2 separate regions of the Homo sapiens genome follow, and region 2 is linked to region 1. A link is a loop called in an ENCODE intact Hi-C map of the cell type or tissue named here. Cell type or tissue: PC-9. All regions are shown on one strand. Links, peaks and the distances in the headings refer to the core of each region. The heading gives the core; the rest is flanking DNA.

Region 1 (6,370 bases), core at 1,533-4,032:
TGGAAGACTGAGGCAGACATATCGCTTCAGCTCATGAGTTTGAGACTAGGCTGAACAACATAGCAAAACCCCATCTCTACTAAAAATAAAAAAATTAGCCGGGTGTGGTGGCATGCACCTGTGGTCCCAGCTACTTGGAGGGCTGAGGTGGGAGGCTCGCTTGAGCTTGAGAGGTGAAGGTTGCAGTAAGCTGAGATCACATCACTGCACTCTAGCATGGGTGACAGAGGGAGACCCTATCTCAAAAAAAGATAAATTGCGTAGAAGGGAATAAGAATATAAATGATGGCCAACTTTTCATCAGATAAACATAGGCCAGAAAATAATGGAACCACACAGTTAAAGTGCGGGGGTAGGGGGAACACTGTCAACCTAGAATTTGATATCCAAACAAAATATTCTCCAAGAATGAAAGTAAGAAAAATATTTTCAGGCAAATAAAAACTACCTGAGTTCATTGCTGGCAGATCTACATTATAAGAAATGCTAAGGCATGAGAAAATAAAGCCAAAACTAATGAAAGAGAAAGCAGACAAACAACAGACAAATAACAGAGCCAAAATATGGTTCTTTAAAAATACGAATAAAAACTATATACCTCTACCTGGACGAAGAAAGGAAAAAAGAAGACACAAATTAGCAATATCAAGAATGAAATCAGGGACACCAGTATAGAGCCAATAGACATTTAAAACATAATAAGGCAATATATGAATACTTTATGCCAATAAATTTGTCAATTTGGATAAAATGGAATAATCCTTTGAAAAATAAAAATAACACACAATGAAAAAATGTTACTAGCCTTATACTTAGTAAAGAAATTGAACGTATTATCAAAAATCTTCACACAAAGAAAATTCTAGACTCAGATAGTTTCTTTGTTGATTCTGTCAAACATTTGAGAAAGAAATGACATCAAATATAGACAAACTCTTTCTAAAACACAAGAGAAGAGAACACTGTCTGAATCACTTTTATGAGGCCTATATAAATTTGATACCAAAAAACTAGCAAATATATTACAATAAAAGAAAACTACAGAATATCCCTCATGAACCTAAACAAACTACTAGCAAATCAAATACAAAAATACATGCAAAAGTTCATATTCCATGAAGAAGTAGGTGTATCACAAGAGTGCAATGTTGATTTAACATATTAAATTGTCAATGTAATCCACCATATTAACAAAACGAAAGAGAAGACAAATATGTAATCATTTCATAAGCAGAAACATTATTTCCCTAAGTTCAACTGCCATTTATGATAATGGTGAAATATTGTCCTCTTTTATTATCAAGAACAAGCTAAAAATGTTTACTGTCACCACTTCTGTTCAACATTGTACTGGAGGTCCTAGGCAGTAAAATAAAACAAAATGAAATAATAGGCATAAAGATTGAAAATTAAGAAGTAAAACTCCCTTTGTGTATAAATGACATCATTGTTTGCAAAGAGAATCCTGAGGAATTTATGTAAAAATAGCAAGGTCACAGAATACAAGATCAATCTGAAAAAATCAATTATATTTCGATTTACTACCAGCAAAAAAAAAGTTTAAAAACCAATTTTATTTATAATGATATCTAGAACATTAAATACTTAGAAATAAGGTTAACAAAAGGTATTTAATAACTCTATGCAGAAAACTATGAATTTAGAAGACCTAAATACATGGAGAGGCATTTCATGTTCATAAGTTGAAAAACCCAATGCTTTTATAATATACAGTCTCCTCAGATTGATCTATAGATTCAATGCAATCTGACTGATAATTAGGTCAAGTTTTCAGAGAAACTGACATATTGATTCTGACATTTATATGGAAATACTAAGGTCCTAGGATCTCTAAATTAATACTGACAAGACAGAATATGAGGACTTCCACAACCTGAGTTTGAGGCTCCAGTAGCCAAGCTAATGTACACAAAGCAAGTTTATGCAAATACATGAATAAAACACAACAGGCAGCCTAGACCTAGACTCACACCTATAAGGTTACTTAATGACTGACAAAGCCACCGAAGCTCCAATGGGAAAAGTAAGCGCTTTTCTAGAAATGATGCTGGAAAAATAGATATCCATATGGGGAAGAAAATGAATCTCAATTCCTATCTCAACTCATGCACAAAATTAATTCAATATGGATGATAGACCTAAACATAATACAGCTAAAATTATAGTAGTCCCCCTTTAACCACAGTTTTGCTTTCCATGGTTTCAGTTACCCTCAGCCAACCAAAGGGACATGTGGCTCATCATCCACTCACATCCAAAAAACTAAAAGAGAAATTTTAGAAATAAATAATTCATCCCTTTTTAAAAAAATTTTTTTGAGACAGAATCTCACTCTGTCACCCAGGCTGGAGTGCAATGGCGCAGTCTTGGCTCACTGCAGCCTTGGTCTCTCAGGCTCAAGCAATCCTCCAACCTCAGCCCCCTGAGTATCTGGGACTATAGACATGCACCACCACGCCTGGTTAATTTTTGTATTTTTTGTAAAGATAGGAGTTCGCCATGTTGCCCAGGCTGGTCTTGAACTCCCGGGCTCAAGTGGTCTACTCACATCAGCCTCCCAAAGTGCTGGGATTACTGGTGTGAGCCACTGCACCTGGCCAACTCATACGTTTTAAATTGTGTGCTGTTCTGAGTAGCATGATGAAATCTCAGGCCATCTGTCCCGTCCCTCCTAGGATGTGAATCATCCCTTTGTCTCGTGGATCTACACTGTAGATGCTACCTGCCTATGGGTCATTTAGTAGCCATCTGGGTTATCAGATCAACTGCCGTGACATCACAGTGCTGATGTTCAAGTAACCCTTATTTTAGTTCGTAATGGCCCCAGTGTGCAAGAATAGTGGTGCTGGCATATCATTATAATTGTCTGTTTTATTATAATTTGCTGTAATCTCTTCCTGTGCCTAATTTATAAATTAAACTTTATAATAATATAATATTATATATAATATAATATAATTTATAAATTAAACTTTATAATAATACATATAGGAAAACAACACAGTATATATACAGTTCTTTAGTATCCATGGTTTCAGGTATCCACTGGGGGGTCTTGGAATATGTCCCCAGCAGATAAGCAGGGTATACTATATAGAACTGTCAGGAGAAAAATATTTGAAACCTGAGAATAGGCAAAGATTTCATAGGTCACAATTATAATGATATGCCAGCATCACTTGTCCATGACAAGGTGCTTTACAGAGGCCATTGTCTCCTTTTAGCTAGGCAGTGAAAAGCACATTACAAGTAAAGAAAACAGCAGTTTTCTTAGACTGTTTACTTTGCAATAAAGGAATACCTGAAACTGGGTAATTTATAAAGAACAGGGGTTTATTTGGCTCATGCTTCTGCAGCCTATACAGGAAGCATAGGGCCTCAGAAGCTTCCAATCATGGCAGCAGGTGAAGGGGAGCCAGTATATCACGTAGTGAGAGAGGGAGCAAGAGAGAGAAGGAAGTCTCAGGCTCTTTTAAATAACCAGATCTTGGGCGAATTGGTAGAGCAAGAACTCCCTCATTACTGCAAGGATGGCACCAGGCCACTCAAGAGGGATCCACCCCTGTGATGCAAACACCTCCCACTAGGCCCACCTCCAACATTGGGGTTGCCATTCCAACGTGAGATTTGTAGGGCACAAGTATCCAAACTATATCAATGTCCTCTGAGTGTGTGTGTGTGCACGCGTGAACTCATGGGGTTTCTTATTCTCATAAATTCTGGCAGTCCTCTATTAATTACTTACTTCAGACACAAATTATAACCAGATATGGGACAATATAGTTACTAGGGAAAAAAGTTTACTTTCTAAAAAGAATTGGCATATTCTTTGGTTAATTAAGAGGAGAAAGTATCCAGAACCCTTTTCCAGTTCTCTTTGCAGAAGCGTATAATTGCTTTAAGGGTCTTTCTGGCGAAAAGTGATTAGAGGATACATTCCGCCAAGCACCAGGCTGCTCCCTCGGCATGTCCCCCACTTCTGCTGATGCACTAACGTGTCTCAAATCAGTTGCCAATTGGCAGGTGAATCCTATAAAACTGCAAACCTCTGGTGGAGAAACATTATATAAAAGGAATGTAATTGCAGGAAGCTTTCCACCTGCCCCATTCTAGAGGCATCGCAAAGCAGATTTTGTCTAAAGGCTTACCAGAAAGTGAGAGGGCTCCAAAAGGACTTAGAAGGCCCATCAAGCACAACCTGGCATTGTTCATCCCTAATAATTATATGTGCAGAGTTTTATAGTAGCTCTTCTCCTAGTGGTTCTTTTCATCAGCCTTGTCAATGGAGTGAGAATAAACCTCCCTTCCTGTCTGCCACCCCACCCCACCCCCACTGTGAAGCACCTGGGTTTTGTGTGGGGTTGACTCCCCCGTGCATCCCAGCATCAGCCCGGGCCTGACCAGTCTAGCCCAATCAGGGCATCCCCCACTCCCCTTGCTGTGGTATTTTGTTCAGGGATGAACTCCTGCAGAGAGAGTATGTCTTCATCAGAGACAACTGGCAGGCCTGCCCTGCCGAGGAAAGCCAGCCTGAAGACAAAGCCCACACAGGGCAAGAGAAACTAAGAGAAGTTAAGACAGAACCAGAACCCTGATCAAACCACACCTGGAGCCCACCAAGCATTTGTGTCGCAAAAACTTAGTGAATCCCATCTAATGTTCAAACCTGTGCATTGGATTAGGTTTTTAGTACCCTGCACCCAAAACCTCCTCACTAAAATACTACATATCCTCTGAAATATTAAACAAAAGAGAATGGAAACTACCAACTACTCATGTAATGAGTTTTAGAAATCCTGGCCTTGAAAGATGTTGTGTTCAGGAACGACTATATAACCAACATAGGTTGTATATTTTCATGGGGCAATGACACCTCTAATAATTCACGCATCATTTTCTACTCACGCACTGCTTACTTCTATAAGGATTTCACATGGCTTACAACAAAATACCTATATATTAGGATAATAAAATAAGAGTTAATTATCCAGGGGAAAAGATGGATATATCAGAAAACATCAGTGAAGTATAACTCTTAGGTTGGAACATACAATTTAGCTCCGAGCATTCTGTCAGCCAAGGTTAAAATTATTACAGGTTGAGTATCCCTACTCTGGAAAGCTGAAATCTGAAATGCTCTAAAATCCAAAACTTTTTAAGTACCAACATGATGCTCAAAAGAGACGCTCATTGGAGCATTTCCAATTTTAGATTTTTTGACTTAGGGATGCTGAACAACTAAATGTAATGCAAATATTCCAAAATCTGAAAAATATTGAAATCTGCAACACTTCTGGTTTCAAGCATTTCAGATAAGGGATACTCAACTCAACCTGTATCTTACTATCTGAAAAAGAAAAATATCTATGTTTGCTGGGAGGTATGACGCTTTTTCCTAGCAGTAGTAAGTAAGCTCTAGAGCAGCTGTAGTCAGTTTGGGAAGTTTAGGCCCTTGAATGCTGACATTAGCTGAACCACTTTAGCTTATCTGTATTTAGAGCATCACCAAAAGTGTTGACATTAATCTATGTACTGGCAGTGTTAGAATGTTATCAGATTCTGGCAGAGAAATGTTTACATCAGCACTTGCAAGAAAGTAGGGCGGGGTGCAGTGAGTTTTTCAAGGAAGTACAATGTGATCCCAGCCCCACAGGGTTGTTGTCAGCAGCAGCAGGAGGGCACACTGAGGGCTTGAACTCTGCAGCCCCTCTGTACCCTGAGGACAAACAGGGTAGGGAGGTGGAGAAGCAGAGAGATGAAAAAGGAGGAGGGAAACCATGTGGGGGAGTCCTCAGAAGGGCAGCTAAGCTGCAAAACCCTAAAGTATGCAACTGGAAAGGGAAGGGGTACTTCATTGAGCATGTGCTGGCACAGAAGAGAAATACAGAAACACCGAGAAGTCTTGCCCACCTTAAAAGATAAAAGGGAGATTTGCACACAGTTTAAACAAGGAGAGCATTGTTGGATAACCATAGCTAATCTTTACTGATCACAACACTCCATAAGGTAAGCACTATTATTACCCCTGTTACACTGACAAGAAAAGTAATGTTTATGTGCCCAAAATCTCATGGCTAATCAGTGATGGAGCTAGGGACCTGATCCCAGGTAGTCCAGCTCCAAAGCCAGCTGCTCACTTCTGGTGACTATGACCATCCCATCTACCCTGCTCTGACTGGAGCTGCAACTGTGGGAGACAGTTTCATGTGAGCTGTGACAGCATCCCCAACCCCAGCTTGTGCTGTCTCACATAATCCCACTCTATGCAGCCCAGAAGTGCAAGATAGTGAACTGCCCCAGGTAGCCTTCAACCAATTGGCAATGGAAGCAAATGGAGAAATGCTCTAGG
Region 2 (6,370 bases), core at 1,787-4,286, 180 kb before region 1:
GCTTTCAAGGATTCTTTCGAGTCCCGTTGGCCAAGAGAGGGCCCGTTCAGTCATTTGGGGGCTTAGAATTTTATTTTTATTTCTCATAAAAAGGCTGCACAGAGAGGCTAAGAATCTGAACACACAGGCCTACGGGGTTCCCCATTCTGCCTATTATTGTTACCAGAAAGGGGTCCCAATCCAGACCCCAAAAGAAGGTCCTTGGATCTCAGGCAAGAAAGAGTTTGGGGCAAATCCCTAAAGTGAAAGCAAGTTTTTTAGAGAAGTAAAAAAGCAAAAGAATGGCTACTCCATAGGCAGAGCAGCGGCACAGGCTGCTTGACTGAATATTTTTATATTTATTTCTTGATTATATGCTAAACAAGGGGTGGGTTATTCTCATCCTGTGATTAAGAATGCCTGACCTTCTGGGAATGCGGCCCAGCAGGTCTCACCCTTATTTTACCTGGCCCCTATTCAAGATGGAGTCACTCTGGTTGCAACACCTCTGACATTACCATTAGATCATACCCTTTGTCCAACCACATTTCATACAATTGTCCATTCTTCCTCAAATCTAAGCATACAGACAGACGGTTTGCACTGGGTGTTTGCGTCTTCATTTCCGAAAGCTTCCATGTCACATAAGAATTTGATTACATAGATTTGTTGTTTTTTTCTTGTTAACCTGTCTTTTGCTATAGGAGGGTTGGCAGTGACCCGTATTGTTAGTGGTGGAAGGTATCTGAGTTACTGGCAGTGAATCCACACACGTCTGCAGCAACTTCAATTCTTGCCTCCGCAGAAGAAAGAATTTGACTGACGGGCATAAGGCAGAAAGACAGAGGCGAGTTTCAGAGCAGGAGTGGAAGTTTATTAAATAGCTTTACAGCAGAAAAGAGGGTATGCTTGGGAGAGTCCCAAGCTGGCGACTTGAAGAACAATTGTGGTGTTTAACCTTGCTCCTAGGACTTTATAGGCTGGCCCCTTTCCCATGATTCTTCCCTTAGGGTGGGTTGCCTGCATGTGCAGTGTCCCCCTTATGCTTGGGAGGTGAGCACGCACAGTGTGTTTGGGAAGTTGTACACATGCCTATCTGAGGCTTTCTTCCCTTTTCTGGTGAAGTGCCCCTGGAAGGTCATACTCTGCCATTTTGTCTCTTAATGCACATGCCCAGGAAGTTGCTTCTCCCCAGCATCTGCATTCAATGAACATTTGAGTGCAACAGGTGTGGACCATCAGGAAATGGCCCCTCCCTGGCACCAGCCGCCAATTTATCACTTTTAGAGAGGCAATGTGATAATTGCTTAATTATCACCTGACATTCCTAGTGGGTGGGGGAAGAGCCCTCTCCTGCCCCACTCATGCCTGTCTACCTACTGTAACATTATGATGGGGTCACATAAGGTTTCTGCCCCTACAATCCCAGCAGAAATAAAGACAAAGGGGCAGTGTGAAGCAGACACACAGAGTGAGGTTCGGAGTGGAAGTGTAACAGGTGAAAGAAAGAGAAGAGCTCTCTCTGCTGCAGAGAGAGGGGTCTTGGAGAAATGAGTTGCTGGTTCCATGATGCAATGCAGCAAGTTTTATAGATGAGCTTGAGGAGGTGGTGTCTGATTTACATAGGGCATGAAAGATTGGTCAGACCAGGTGTTCTATTTGCATAGCATGCAAAAATCTGGCCACCCCCCCGAATCTTTTGTTATGCAGGTGGGTTCTCTGCATCTGGTGCCATGTTGCCTGCTTCCTTACTGTACACGTGGTGACAAACAAAAGGGAAAATGGTGCCTCTATGTTGAACATACCTGGCTTCCAGGTAGCCCTTTTCTATTGGCACAACTGCAGCATTCACTCCTGCATGGTTATCTATGTCTGCAGCTCAATTTTTCTGGCTGCTTTTTGCTAGAAAAGAAATTATTGGCCAGGTGTGGTGGCTCACGTCTGTAATCCCAGCATTTTGGGAAGCTGAGGTGGGTGGATGGCTTGAGGTCAGCAGTTCGAAACCAGACTGGCCAACGTGGCAAAACCCCGTCTCTACTAAAAATACAAAAATCAGCCGGGCATGGTGGTGCACGCCTGTAATCCCAGCTACTCGGGAGGCTGAGGCCTGAGAATCACTTGAACCTGGGAGGCAGAGGTGGAGGTTGCAGTGAGCCAAGGTTGTACCATTGCACTCCAGCCTGGGCAACAGAATAAGACTCGTCTCAAAAAAAGAAAAAAGAAAATAAATTATTTTAGGGCTGCTTTTTGTTAAAAGGGAAGGCTTGCTGAGGACTCTGTTGCCCTTACTATCTGCCTAAATAATTTCTTTCTAGCTCCTGTATCAAAATCTCAGTTCATGGGCCTAGGAGTTTCCCTCAGAGGGGGCCCAAGACAACAAACGGTCTGGCCATGAAAAATCTAAAAGACCCCGGCCTTCTGGCAGCATGCGAGGGCTGGTTTAGCCCTACCTAAGACAGGGCATTGCTAGGGCCACCCTGGCCTCTGGGTCCGGAGCTGTGGAAGGAGGGTGGTGGTGGTGAAGGCTGCTGGTGGAATTGTAACCATCCAATGGGTTCTTCCTGCCCACTGCACAGAAAAAACCCATTCACTGAGACCACAGCATTGCAATAAAGAAAGAGTTTAATAGACACGAGGTTGTCCACACCACATGGGACATAGAGTTATTAATCAAATAGATCTCCTTGAAAACTCCAAGGCTAGGGTTTTTAAAAAATAGTTTGGTGGCCCAGGAAGACCATTTCTGGATAGGGCCACAGGACCAGCTTGGTGGGAGTCAGTGGGGGTCAGAGATGCAAAAACCTGAAAAGACATATCAAAAAGCCAATCTTACGTTCTACAATAGTGATGTTATCTGCGGGAGTAATTGTGGGAGTTGCAAATCTTGTGACCTCCGGAATAATGGCTGCAATGGCTAATGTCTACACCTTAGAAGAATTCAGGATCCTCACATCCTCCTAATCTGGTGGCCTTTCATTAGCTTTAGGTTTAGTTTTGGGGAAGGGCTATTATCATTTAAACTATAAATGTCTCCCAAAGTTAGCTTGGCCTATGCCTAGAAATGACTCAGGGCTCTTTGAAGGTTAAAGGCAAGATAGAAGTTGGTTAGATCACATCTCCTTCACTGTCATAGTTTTCTCACTGTTAAAATTTTTGCAAAGGCAATTTCAGGATTAGAGTCCCCCAGCGACACCTCTCTGTCACTTGCAGAGGGTCCCAGGTCCTGCAGAGTCACGAAAACCAGTCTGTGACATGACATGTCCCTTTGCTCAAGGGAGGGCTGCTTGGAGCTGCACACTTGCTGAGTTAAAGAGCAAGGGTGTCCAGGGAAAGTGATGAGGCTGCAGCCCCAGCTCACCTACCCTTCCTGGGCTTCATGTCCACCTCAGAAAGGCCCAGCCTTAAGTTCATCAGCAATAGTTGCATGGCTTGAAAGCACACAGCCTGGGCCAACTTGCACACTGGGCATTGGGGAAGGGACATTGGCTCTGTGATCCCAATTCTCCCATCTCCAGCCCCTCCATTGGCTGCAGAACAGAGTTTCTTTCAGCATCTGGGAGACACTCTGTGGGTCCCGGGGGTTAGACACCCCATTAACCCAGGACAATGTCCTGTCACAGCAGAGCCCTTGCCACCCTCAAGAACACCCTCAGATGACACAGAGTCCTCAAAGCCTGAGCCATGGGCTTGTTAGACATCATGTTCTTGGGCTCCACCCCAGACTCAATGCATCAGAAACTCTGGGGTTGCTTAAGTTTGTGTTAAAGGATACTTTTCAACAAAAAGTAAAATTATGATTCTAAGGCAGTTATAAAATCAATATTGTTAAAGACTTTATTCAACTCATTATTAGTGAGGAAAGTGAGGATAGCAAAGTCACCTGGTGTCCATCAAGCAGACCATCTGGAGGCAAAACTCTTTATTTAAGGAACTCAGAAGTAATTAGACTTTCCTATTTTCTAAAGCCATAATCTGACACCAGGCTTCTTTCTAAAACATGTATAAGTAACTAGGATTTCTAATGCATCTCCGGAATGCATGTATGTTGAAACTCATTGTGCAACACTTGCCGACATCAAGGCACCAAATTACCTACATGGCTAATATGGTCCAAATTACCCTTAAGCTCCCACTTTAAGGTCCATAAATACCCCTAAGGAAAATCCACCTTGGCACGCTCAGTCTTGTCTAGCTGAAGCGCCCTGCTATACTCTGCTGCAGTGTTCTTTCTGTTTAATAAAACTTTCCTCTTCAAACCTATTCTGCTGTCGGTACATTCTTTTCCCATATGTGAGCCAATCACTCTCCACTGCCAGGGCTCTGACAACTTGCCTGGCAGAAACCTATAGGATGTTTCAACATGTTCAAGGGAGAATCCAAAGAATAGACACATTTATATATCAGGAATATTAAAATGAACTTACAAGTGGATCCCAAACTGGTTTCTCCACATTGGCAGGGTCATCCCTTCACCAGAGAGAATTTATTTGCATGTCCATAGGCAAGACTTATTTTGTTTGCTGTCAGTCATTTACAACTTATAGATTTGTAAAACAGCACACAGTGAGATACCCCTACAGGGTGTGATCTAAACAATTCATAGTTTTCCATTAAATCACACATTTTCCCCTCAAGAATCTCCAGCTGAAATGATCCAACAGGATTTGGTCAGTCTGTGGCCTGGCCAGCTGGGGGCCACACCCTGACGGAGGCCCATAGCTCCTGATGAGTGGGAGAGGATGGGGGACGCTTGGAAAGAACCTAGGGTTCCCACAGTGAGGATCAGCATGGCTTTGTATAGCCCATCTCTGAATGCCTCAGAACCCACTAGGAATAAGCAATTTACTGTTATTGAAGTCTGTGAAATAATTCATTCCTAAATAAATTTGCTAGGGAATTGTGGGCTGTAATTACTGACAGACATTGCCAGACATTGAAGGTCTATCAGGCAAAAACCAAACAGAACCGACTAGACTTGTAGGCGGATGCAAGACAGGTGAAGAGGCAGGAGGAGGCTGTGTGGGACACAGCCGGGTGGTTTGCACGCTGTGTCCTCATCCTGCATTATCTTCTTCCAAGGCCCTGGCATAAACGAGCTCCAGGTGTGGAAGACAGAGGATGATGAAGGAGCTGGCTGAGGTGGCCCCTGAATTCAGATCCCCCTCCCCAAGGTGGTTCCTGAGGGGCATGGGGCCTGCTGGAGTTCAGCGGGGCTTCAAAGCAGACAGACCTGGAGTCCCTGTCCTGGCCCTGCCATATCCCCAAGTCAGTGACCCCAGAGTGAGCCTTGCACCCCCTAGGCCCTCATCACATGTGCTAATAGCGTTGGAAATAGTAACTTGAAGCCCCAGCTCTGTCCTGGCTCAAGAGGCACTCAGTTCCCTTCCTCTCACCAGTGTGATGGTACCTCTGAGTTGCCAGAGGAAGACTGGGCAGCCTGGCTCGCTGCAGCCTGCAGGAGGTGGGCAAATGTCAGAAGGTCCTGTTTTGGGGCTCCCCAATATCCAGGATCTCAAAAAAGTCTGGGTGGTGTTTGCTTCACTCTTGAGTGTAGCCTCACCCCTCAGGCCCTGGTTACAGCATGGCCGGCAACTCCTTTGCCTACTATAGTGGATTCTGACCCAGTCTTTCTGCCACCCGCCCCTTCTCCCTCCACTCCACACACAACCCCTGTCAGCTAGACCAGGAACACTGGGATGTAGGGTCTGTGCAGGCAACAAGCTAACAACATGGGGAAAGGTCACATACTTCGTCCTTGGGAATGTTGGCACCTAATGCCCTGGTGGGCAGAGAGCACATTCTTCCTGCAAGTTTGCTGATCAAATGCCCTTAGCAATAAACAAGAAATATGCTCACAGGCTGGCAGGGAAAATGGATGTGAAACAAATCATTGCAAATGACTAAGTAAACAATTGACAACATGATAAGGACCACGAAGGAAAAATCTAGTATTCTATGGGAGCCACGGTCTGAGCTGAGCAGGTGGTGAGAGGTCAGGTAGGCTTCCCTGAGGAAAGAGACTTACACTGAAACCTGAAGGATGAGAAAGAGTTGGCTGGGGGAAGAGCAGAACAAAGAGTTCCAGGTGGAGGGACAACGTGTAGGCCCCGTAGTACAGCTCTGCCATAGCTACTTCTCAGCTTGGATCCTCTCCGTGACTCCCGGGGACGCTGTCCAGCAAAGCCCACTCTCCTTTCCTGAGGCCCCATGCTAAGGCCAAGCCCTTCTGTCAGATTTCTCACCTGCTGCTCTCCTTGCGCACTCAGGACCCAGCCAGATGAACTATTCTTGCCCCCAGAGCCTGTCCTATGTTCTCAGCTTTGTGCTTTGCCTAGTGCTGCTGTTCTCCTGGAAATGCCCTTTTGCCTCCTCTCCACCTGCTAAAATCCTC

What was found. A loop is a pair of places that touch in the nucleus more often than their neighbours do. Peaks named below come from ENCODE experiments on the same cell type or tissue, not always from the same donor. Only the 100,000 strongest peaks of a DNase experiment are listed, where the experiment ranks them.
Region 2: a loop joins it to region 1, with 4 times the contacts of the local background. A loop is called at or near these places in 19 of 110 quality-filtered maps.

Annotation. Positions count from the first base shown.
Region 1 is chr18:35,931,533-35,937,902 of GRCh38, forward strand. It overlaps MIR3929 (microRNA 3929), which reads right to left and starts at 2,610; the gene lies at 2,556-2,610. In PC-9, for the core only: no CTCF peak of the experiment used is centred there; a DNase peak (open chromatin) is centred at 2,689; H3K27ac peaks cover 580 bases.
Region 2 is chr18:35,749,435-35,755,804 of GRCh38, forward strand. No RefSeq gene overlaps it. Among named protein-coding and RNA genes, the nearest start is that of MIR187, 150 kb to the right of the region's middle. In PC-9, for the core only: no CTCF peak of the experiment used is centred there; no DNase peak of the experiment used is centred there.